2 separate regions of the Homo sapiens genome follow, and region 2 is linked to region 1. Evidence: read pairs that join two places in POLR2A ChIA-PET (ENCODE). Cell type or tissue: Caco-2. All regions are shown on one strand. Links, peaks and the distances in the headings refer to the core of each region. The heading gives the core; the rest is flanking DNA.

Evidence for each region. Peaks named below come from ENCODE experiments on the same cell type or tissue, not always from the same donor. Only the 100,000 strongest peaks of a DNase experiment are listed, where the experiment ranks them.
Region 2: POLR2A ChIA-PET joins it to region 1 with 7 read pairs; 12 of 35 experiments call an interaction of 5 or more read pairs at or near these places.

The regions. Positions count from the first base shown.
Region 1 is chr20:32,770,421-32,775,795 of GRCh38, reverse strand. The region is part of intron 1 of DNMT3B (DNA methyltransferase 3 beta); the gene reads right to left. Among named protein-coding and RNA genes, the nearest start is that of DNMT3B, 11 kb to the right of the region's middle. RefSeq lists enhancers at 1-674, 1,380-2,086, 5,056-5,375. In Caco-2, for the core only: no CTCF peak of the experiment used is centred there; no DNase peak of the experiment used is centred there.
Region 2 is chr20:32,693,311-32,698,685 of GRCh38, reverse strand. No RefSeq gene overlaps it. Among named protein-coding and RNA genes, the nearest start is that of C20orf203, 22 kb to the right of the region's middle. In Caco-2, for the core only: no CTCF peak of the experiment used is centred there; a DNase peak (open chromatin) is centred at 2,615.

The DNA of each region.
Region 1 (5,375 bases), core at 112-5,111:
AAGACAGACAAGAATTACAGAAGTTATGAACAATGAATGCATCACCCATCCCAGGGATGAAGGGAGCTTCGTGGCTGGGACATGATATACCAGCTGAGCGTTTCCCTTCACAGGAGGTGGCTGCCTAACCTTGTGATGAGAGGTGAACTCTGACCCTTTCCCAGAGGCTGGGGTCCAGCGTGTGATTCAGAGTGGGCAGCAGTGCTGGGTGGGCCCACCCACAAGCTTCTCCCCGAGGGGCCTTCCTCATTAGTGCAGCAGGGTGCCTGTGCCCCGACTGAACCAGGTCAGATGTACTCAAATGCAATGTGGCAGACAGAGGGGTAGGTGGCAACCCCCAATTAGACTCAGAGGAGGCTCAGGGACTCGCCCCAACCCAGCAGTAATGCTGAGAACTGATGTCACTCACTTCCTCCAGGCTGATACCAGCAGCAGAGCTGTTTCAGAGCACTTCGTAAATGTTAATTGCATTAATTAAACCTCACAATGCAGGAAGGGGGGTCACTTTGGTATCTGCCCCAACCCCTGGGGTGCAGTAAAAAATTAAAAACTAAAATCCTACATTCAGTGGAGAGTATTGATTTAAAGAAAAAATAAATAAAAATTCCACCTCCACAGCCTATGTTAGAGAAATCTAGGGCCAGGTGCAGTGGCTCAAGCCTGTAATCCCAGCACTTCGGGAGGCTGAGGCAGGTGGACCACCCGAGGTCAGGAGTTCAAGACCAGCCTGGCCAACATGGTGAAACCCCATCTCTACTAAAAATAAAAAAATTAGGCCAGGCGCGGTGGCTCACGCTTGTAATCCCAGCACTTTGGGAGGCTGAAGCGGGTTGATCACTTGAGGCCAGGAGTTCGAGACCAGCCTGACCAACATGGTGTAACCAGTCTCTACTAAAAATACAAAAAAAAATTAGCCGGTCGTGGTGGTGGGCGCATGTAATCCCAGCTACTCAGGAGGCTGGGCAGGATAATCACTTGAACCCGGGAGGCGGGGGTTGCAGTGAGGTTGAGATCGTGCCACTGTACTCCAGCCTGGGCGACAAGGGGGAGACTCCATCTCAAAATAGAAAAGAAAAAAGACAAGACAAGACAAGACAAGACATGGGAGACCCCAAAAAGACGGGAGGATGGGAAGGAGCAAGGGTTGAAAAATCACCTATCAGGTACAACGTTCACTCTTTCGGTAATGGATACACCAGAAGCCCAATCCCCACCAGTAAGTAATAAACCCATGCAACAAACAAGCACATGTACTTCTTGAATCTAAAAAAAAAAAAAAAAAAAAAAGGCCAGGCGCGGTGGCTCAGGTCTGTAATCCCAGCACTTTGGGAGGCCGACGTGGGCAGATCACGAGGTCAGGAGCTCGAGACCATCCTGGCTAACATGATGAAACCCCGTCTCTACTAAAAACACAAAAAATTAGCCGGGCATGGTGGTGAGCACCTGTAGTCCCAGCTACTCCGGAGGCTGAGGCAGGAGAATGGTGTGAACCTGGGAGGCAGAGCTTGCAGTGAGCGGAGATAGCACCACTGCACTCCAGCCTAGGTGACAGAGCGAGACTCCGTCTCAAAAAAAAAAGAAAAAAAAGACACCATAAAACAATGCAGTAAGTAAGCCCAGGGAGGGACACCACACCTAGGTGAAGTAGAGAGCGGGAAGGATCCAGGCAGCAGGGACAGCACATCCAAAGGAAAGGGGGCCAGACTCAGGCTGTCCACACTGGCGGCGGCAGCAGAACACATGACAGAACACAAGGTCCCAGTACTGTGCTTTTGCTCTGTCTGATAAGGAACTTACCCTAAATTCCAGAAAACATCAGATTTACAGGAAAGCGTAAAAAAAAAAAAAAAAAAAAAAAAAACCACTGCCGGGCGCAGTGGCTCATGCCTGTTAATACCACCACTTTAGGAGGCCAAGGCTTGAGCTTGGGCTCAGGAGTTCAACGCCAGCCTGGGCAACACAGCAAAACCTCTTCTCTATTAAAATATTTCTTAAAATTAGCTGAATGTGTCGGCCTGCCCCTGTAGTCCTAGCTACTCGCCTGTAGTCCCACCTCCTCGGAGGCTGATGGGGAATGATCACCTAAGCCTCGGAAGTTGAGGCTGCAGTAAAGCTATCGTCATGCCACTGCACTCTAGGCCCAGTGACAGCACAAGACCCTGTTATAAAAAAAAAAAAAAAAAGCCCAATATTTCTCTCAAACCCCAGTTTTATAATCTGTGAAATAAAGTAACCCACCCAATTCACTGGGAAGTTGGTACCAAGGACCCCTACATAGATGACACAGTCATGATACCTGAAGTCACTTATTCTCATGTGCCATCTGGCTACCCACCACAGCACCACACCACAGGGCCAATCAAGAAGTATCCACCCCATCACCCTCCACAATTCAGAATGCGTTTGGGGAATTGCTCAGTGCCTCTAGGTCATGAGTACATGTACCACTGTCATCCTACAGTAGAAGCTGGGCCCTTGGCATAGTAAGCAGAATTATCAGAAGAGTGTGTCCATACAAAAAATAAACTAGGCGTGGTGGCACACACCTATAGTCCCAGCTACTCAGGAGGCTGAGGCAGGAGAATCGCTTGAACCCGGGAGGTGGACGTCGCAGTGAGCCACTGCACTCCAGCCTGGGCAACAGTACAGGCTCAGGCTCCCTCTCAAAAAAAAAAAAAGCCAGGCACAGTGGCTCACGTCTGTGATCCCAGCACTTTGGGAGGCCGAGGAGGGCGGATTACATGAGGTCGGGAGTTCAAGACCAGCCTGACCAACATGGAGAAACCCCGCTCTCTACTAAAAATACAAAATTAGCCGGGGTGGTGGCACATGCCTGTAATCCCAGCTACTCGGGATCGTGCCATTGCACTCTAGCCTGGGCAACAAGAGCGAAACTCCATCTCAAAAAAAAAAAAAAAAAATGTGTCCAAACAGGGAAAAACCAGACAAGTGGCTATCTGCAGACTGTGCATGACACCAAAATATACTCAGATGTTTGTCAACGCACTGGAATAAAATAATGTCATTACCTTTTAGATAAGTAACAGGAAAAAAAAAACTAGGACCATAAAGATCTGAAAAGATATGACAGTAACTTTAGAGTCTAAACTTTTTGCCCTTTATACAGAAATCACAAACACCCAGCCCCTTCCCCTATATCCACTTTGAGAACCCCTTGAAGGGTGTGGCAGCCCCAAGGAGTGGTCAATGGTAACTCAGAGAATGAGGGGCAGCATTGGAGCAGAATCCTAGGCACTGCTATGCCCAATTCCTGTGGCCACCTACCCCTTGGCAAAATCAGAGCCAACAGCCCTGTCCCCTCCCAAGGGGGCAAAGGAGGTCAATATTCTGGAAAGAGACCCCCTCAACCTTGGCCCCTCCCTCACAGCAGGCTGCACCTGTGGCTTCAACTAAGAACGCCTTAAATCTCAAGTCTACCTATCTACACAGTATTTAGTCATCTTAAGCCTAAATACCTACACAGCAGGGATACTGGTTCAGTCTTTGGGATAGTAATCTTCACTGTGTCATCTAAAATGCCTAATGTCTATATCCTGTTACACAGGATTCTACTGCTCAGAAACCACCCAGTTCAAAGCTCTCGCCAAGGCCTCTGTGCAAGGGGGTTGCTGCAGTCCCATTTGTCATAGCAAACACTGCAATCAAATCACGGTCAAGAGGACTGGTTGACTAAATTACCTGCTTCCACAATAGGGGGCAAAGAGTGCAGTACTTATTGTTAGACAAAGTTATGTAAAGTGAAAACAAGAAACCTGCATAATGCAACATCAATTATTGATGTTTAAGCCATTTCTCTGCAGCATTTCTTCTCTAACTATAAAAATTCATACTCAGAAGGAAGGTTTGGGGGGTAACTACCTTAAGCCCATGTAACTTTTACAATCGGAAAACATAACTCGCCTGTCTGAGAAACATTTATTTGAATTAGGCCACTCAGGTTTAATCAACATAATTATTTGATTATTTGTATATGGTATGAGATAGGGACCTAATATTTTTCCCCGTAAGTAAAGCCAGACACCTATGAATACATCCCAACTCTATCTCTTATTTGAACTTCCCATATATATGTAATATGTTTTGAGGCTCACTTTTGTTTGGTATTTATCCTTTACCACTCCTTTTTTTTTTTTTTTTTTGAGATGCGGTCTTGCTCTGTTGCCCAGGCTGGAGTGCAATGGCATGATCTCGGGTCACTGTAACCCCTCCACCTCCTGGGTTCAAGTGATTCTCCTGCCTCAGCTTCCTTGGGATTACAGGCACATGCCACCACGCCCGGCTAATTTTTGTATTTTTAGTAGAGATAGGGTTTCAGTATGCTGGCCAGGCTGGTCTCGAACTCCTGACCTCAGGCGATCCGCCCACCTCAGCCTCCCAAAGTGCTGGGATTACAGGTGTGAGCCACTGCACCCAGCCATTGCCACTACTTTTAATCACTACAACTGCTAGAGCAAGCCTGCAAGCCTTATTGAAAAGTTCATTTTCTCCCTTTAGTTTGTGGTCTCTCATTTCCTGTTCTCTTCTGCTCTCTAGATTTCTTTAAGGGAGCTTAGTTCTTCTACCAACAGATAAAGGCACAGCATTTTTAGTTGTTTCAACATGGATAGACTTTCAAATAAATTATTTCTATCGTAACCAGAAAATATGTCCTTGCACACTATGTATTGAAAAGGTAAAAATCACAACACAAAGAAAAGCTAGAAATGTTATATTCACAGCAAAAAAAAAGATGCCAGGGACAGTGGCTCATGCCTGTAACCCCAGCAATGTGGGAGGCCTAGGCAGGAGGATTGCTTGAGCCCAGGAGTTCAAGATCAGCCTGGGCAACAAAGTGAGACCCCAACATTACAAAAAAAAAATTTAGGCCGGGCATGGTGGCTCATGCCTGTAATCCCAGCACTTTGGGAGGCTGAGGCAGGCAGATCACCCGAGGTCAGGGGTTCAAGACCAGCCTGACCAACACGGAGAAACCCCGTTTCCACTAAAAATACAAAATTAGCCGGGCATGGTGGCACATGCCTGTAATCCCAGCTACTCAGGAGGCTGAGGCAAGAGAATCACTTGAACCCGGGAGGCGGAGGTTGTGGTGAACCAAGATCATGCCATTGCACTCCAGCCTGGGCAAAGAGCGAAACTCTGTCTCAAAAGGAAAAAAAAAAAAAAAGTAAGGCGGAGCATGGTGGCTCAAGCCTATAATTCCAGCACTTTGGGAGGCCAAGGTGGGCGGCTCACCTGAGGTCGGGAGTTCGAGACCAGCCTGATCAACATGGAGAAACCCCATCTCTACTAAAACAACAACAACAAACAAACCAACAAAAATTAGCTGGTGGTGGTGGCACATGCCTGTAATCCCA
Region 2 (5,375 bases), core at 308-5,307, 77 kb after region 1:
AAAGTTCCAAAGAGGAACAGATGAGTGCCTTTGAACAGTGTCCAGATATATTCATGAGTTTTCAGAGAGCCTCATGTAGCTTGAGACCATGAGAATCTAATGTATTAATAAAAAGAATTCACAAAAAAGGAAGTAAAAATAAAAAATTAGAAAAAAAAGTTCACAGAAAGTCAGAACGGGAAGGTACCTAAAATACTATCAATTTATTTATTATTATTATTTTTTGAGATGGGGTCTTGCTCTGTTGCCCAGGCTAGAGTGCAGTGGTGTGATCTTCGCTCACTGCAACCTCTGCTTCCTGGGTTTAAGTGATTCTCCTGCCTCAGCCTCCCGAGTAGCTGGGACTACAGGCGCATTCCACCATGCCCGGCTAGATTTGTATTTTTAGTAGAGACAGGGTTTCGCTATATTGGCCAGGCTGGTCTTGAACTCCTGACCTTAGGTGATCTGCCTGCCTCGGCCTCCCAAAGTGCTGGGATTACAGGTGTGAACCACTATGCCCGGCCAATACAATCTGTTTAAAACTCACTCATATTACAGATGGGGAAACTGAGGCCTGGAGACTGAAACTGTGGTCACTGGCCAGGGGTCAGACAGTGCTGTCCTGTGATCCATGGGGTCCTGCTTGATTCAGAAATGGGCTCCTGACACTAGAAGGGCTTCCAGCACGCCAAGCCATCTGGTGCAGGTCCAAGTCCGGGTGCTGTGTAAGAGTTGCACCCAGCTGGCCACCGGACAGATTCTGACCAGGGAGCTCCTTGCCCTGCCCAATTCAGCCGCTGCTGCCCCACCTGGATCACAACATTGGCTTTCTGATGGCCCCCCTGGAGTCTTCAGCCTCACAGCTTCCACAGTCCAGCCCATTTCCTGTGTGACCATTCTTATGCACAAGTCTCATGTCACCCAACAGATCCACTGCTCAGGGTTCTGCCAGGTGTCCAGAGGAAAGTCAGAACTCCTAACTTAGAACACTCAGCCCTGACAACCTGGCCCTGCTGACCTCCTCCAGTGCTCCATCTCCACTGCCTCATGGCAGGCATCCTACTGGAGCATCTAGACTACCAGGCTGCTTACAGCCACCAAGCCATGGTGCCATCTGCCTCTTCTCCCCTTGGGCTCACAGTGCTGCCCCACATTTCTAAAGGCCTCTCCTGATAGTTCTTGGCCATAATAAACACACCTTGGGCCCTCATTCCTCTGCTTCAGGGGTTAGGAGTGCAAGCTCTGAAGTCAGACTGCCTGGGGTTTCTTTTTTCGCTTTGTAGAGAGCGGGGTGGGGGGAGGGGGGGCTGTCTCACTGTATTGCCCAGGCTGGTCTCAAACTCTTTGACTCAAGTGATTCTCCCGCCTCGGGCCTCCCAAAGCATCAAGATTACAGGTGTGAGCCACCACACCCAGCCCTGCTTGGGTTTCAATACTGGCCTTTCTGCTTATTAACTGTGTGACCTTGGGCAAACTCCTTAACATCTGAGAACCTTAGTTTCCCCGTTTGTAACAGGGTTATAATTCTCAGCTCACAAGGTTATTGGGGTAGATCACTTCACACAGAGCATGCTTAACTAACCAGTGAGCTACTTATTATCAAATCGTAATTATTTGTTCCCAGGATTCTCTTTCCCACTAGCCCCTGAGTTTCTTTCTTTCTTTTGTGCGTGTGTGTGTGTGTGTGTGTGTGTGTGTGTTTTGTTTTGTCTTGTTTTTGAGACAGAGTCTTGCTCTCTTGCCCAGACTGGAGTCCAGTGGCACCATCTTGGCTCACTGCAACCCCCACCTCCGGGGTTCAAGCGATTCCTGTGCCTCAGCCACCTAAGTAGCTGGGATTACAGGCACCTGCCACCACACCCAACTAATTTTCATATTTTTAGTAGAGAAGGGTTTTGCCATGTTGGCCAGGCTGTTCTCAAACTCCTGTGCTCAAGCGATCTGCCTGACTCGGCCTCCCAAAGTGCTAGAATTACAGGCGTGAGCCACCATGCCCAGCCCATGAGCTTCGTGATAGGAGACTTGCTTTTCAGCTCAATCACCCCTACAATCAGCATCATTCAGCCCCGCTCCTCCTCCCCAAGCCAGCCTTGGAACAGGTCCTGCCCTTTGTTGAAATGAAATGAGGCTGAGTGTAGAGCCTCCATGGAAGCAATGTTAACAAACCTCCCTGACTTTAGAAGAAGAAATCCAGGCCAGGTGTGGTGGCTCACACCCGTAATCCCTGCACTTTGGGAGGCCGAGGCAGGCGGATCACCTGAGGTCAGGAGTTCGAGACCAGCCTGGCCAACATGGTGAAACCCCATCTCTACTAAAAATACAAAAACTTAGCCAGGTATGGTGGCTCGTGCCTGTAGTCCCAGCTACTCCAGAGGCTGAGACACAAGAATTGCTTGAACCCGGGAGGTGAAGGTTGCAGTGAATTGAGATCCCGCCACTGCACTCCAGCCTGGGCGACAGAGTGAGGCTCTGTCTGAAAAAAAAAAAAAAAAAAAAAAAAAAAAAAAGGCCAGGGAAGTTGTTTTCATTGTGGGTCAGTTTTAACATAGATCACAGATAGCTCCACAGTGTAAGGGGGCCCTCTTCCCAGAGCAGTTGACTATCCTGCTCCATGACTCCACCAACATTCTTGGAGCGCCTCATATGGGCAAAGGCTTTGCTAGGCCCTGGGGGAGGGAGTGATAAGCCCTGAACACAGATAACTGACAAGTTGTTTTTTCTTTTTTTCTTTCTTTCTTTCTTTTTTTTTTTTTTTTGAGACGGAGTCTTGCTCTGTCACCAGGCTGATGTGGCGCGATCTCGGCTCACTGCAACCTCTGACTCCCTGATTCAAGCGATTCTCCTGCCTCAGCCTCCCCAGTAGCTGGGATTACAGGCATGCGTCACACCACACCCAGCTAATTTTTGTATTTTTAGTAGAGGTGGAGTTTCACCGTGTTCGCCAGGATGGTCTCAATCTCCTGACCTCGTGGTCCACCTGCCTGGGCCTCCCAAAGTACTGGGATTACAGGCGTGAGCCACCGCACCTGGCCAGGTTGTTTTTTCTATGTAAGAGTAGATTATATCCTCACTCCCATTTACAATAGTTCAGAGCCCATTATGAACTCCAGAACTACTACAGTTCCTTTGCTGGATTGGAATTTTGTCACGAATATACTCTGTTGAATAAGGGGCATTGATCAGGCTCTGCAGACTGTCAAGGGGGATTTTGCTGCAATGCTGGGGGATTTGGGCAGGATTTTTCTTACTGTTAGCACTGCACCTTTGCATTGATTCACTGTTCTTCCAATTCTGTTTAGAAATCTGCTGTCTGGTAATCTCACTTTTGATTGCAGTTTATTTGCTTTTGGAGTATAGTGTTCATTAGGATGGTAATAGTCTGGCCCAAGAGGAGATGAGCCAGAAATACCTGTATTCTTTCCCTGGAGGGAAGAGGACTGGCTTGGCTGGGATGGGAAGATCAAGTGGGGGGAGGGGGTGTTGATTGTTCAGTTCTTTTTTTTTTTCTTTCATTTTTTCACTTTTTGGCCTATCATTCTTGTTTCCTATAACTGTTCAGTTCTGACACTATTGTTTATTTTTACTATAGTGGCATTAAAAAAAGAACCTGGGGGCCGGGCACGGTGGCTTACGCTTGTAATCCCAGCACTTTGGGAGGCCGAGGCAGGTGGATCACAAGGTCAGGAGATCGAGAGCATCCTGGCTAACACAGGTGAAACCCCGTCTCTACTAAAAATATAAAAAATTAGCCGGGCGTGGTGGCAGGTGCCTGTAGTCCCAGTTACTTGGGAGGCTGAGGCAGGAGAATGGCGTGAACCCAGGAGGCGGAGCTTGCAGTGAGCAGAGATCACACCACTGTGCTGCAGCCTGGGCGACAGAGCTAGACTTCGTCTCAAAAAAAAAAAAAAAAAAAAAAAAGAAGCTGGGCCTGGCACAGTGGCTCACATCTGTAATCTCAGCCCTTTAGGAGGCCAAGGCAGGAGGATCATGTGAGGCCAGGAGTTCCAGACCAGCCTGGTCAACATAGCAAAACCCTGTCTCTACAAAAAACTTAAAAATTAGCCAGGTGTGGTGGCATGTGACTGTAGTCCCAGTTGCTCTGGAGGCTGAAGTGGGAGGATTGCTTGAGCCGGAGTTAGAGGCTGCAGTAAGCCATGATCTGTGCCACTACACTCCAGCCTCATATTTTAAAAATAAAAAAGCTGATGATGTTGTGGAAAGTCCTCAAATAGCCCAAGTGGTCAACTGCTCTCTTGTGGGACCAGCAACCTGACACATGAGCATTTGCCAGAGTGGAAAATGGCCTTTCTGAAAGACAGAACACTCAACAACAAATATTTTTCTAAAGGATACTTGATCTTTTCCAAGTTGCTTTATTTTTTTTTTTTGAGACAGAGTCTCATTCTATTGCCCGGGCTGGAGTGCAGTGGTGTGACCACGACCCACCGCAGCCTCGACCTCCTGGGCTCAGGTAATTCTCCCTGGTAGCTGGGATTACAGGCATGCACCACTATGCCCAGCTAATTTTTTTTTTTTTTTTTGTATTTTTTGTAGAGACAGGTTCTCACTCTGTTGCCAGGGTTGGTCTCAAACTCCTGGGCTCAAGGGATCCTCCTGCCTTGGTCTCCCAAAATGTTGAGATTATAGGCATGAGCCACCACGCCTGGCTGGGGTTTTGTTTTTGTTTTTTTAACATTTGTCACATTTCACAAAGGTATTTCAGAATCTCTGAGAAAAGTGCTATAATGTCTAATGATACTTTATATTTGGACAGCACTTTCGTTTGTTTTTTTTGGCGGGGGGGGTGGGAGAAGTCAAGTAACTTACATATAGTGAAATTTACCCTTCTTGAGTATGCAGTTCAGTGAGTTTTGATAAATGTGTAATGGTAGTGTAATCACTACCACAGTCAAGACATGGACAATTTTCATTACCCCACGAAGTGCCCTCATGTGTGGTTAGAGTCAGCCCTCCCATCAGCACAGTCCTGGCAGCCACTGACCTGGTTTCTGTCCCTACTGTTTTGCCTTTTCCAGAATGTCATTTAAGTGACATCATTCATTATGGAGACTTGTTTTATTTTTTATTTTTTATTTTTTGAGAAGGAGTCTCGCTCTTGTTGCCCAGGCTAGAGTGCAATGCTGTGATTTCGGCTCACTGCAACCTCCGCCTCCCGGGTTCAAGTGATTCTCCTGCCTCAGCCTCCCGAGTAGTTGGGACCACAGGCGTACACCACCATGCCCAGCTAATTTTTTTTTTTTTTTGAGATGGAGTCTCGCCCTGTCACCCAGGCTAGAGTGCAGTGGCATGATCTCGGCTCACTGCAAGCTCCGCCTCCCGGGTTCACGCCATTCCCCTGCCTCAGCCTCCCGAGTATGCCCGGCTAATTTTTG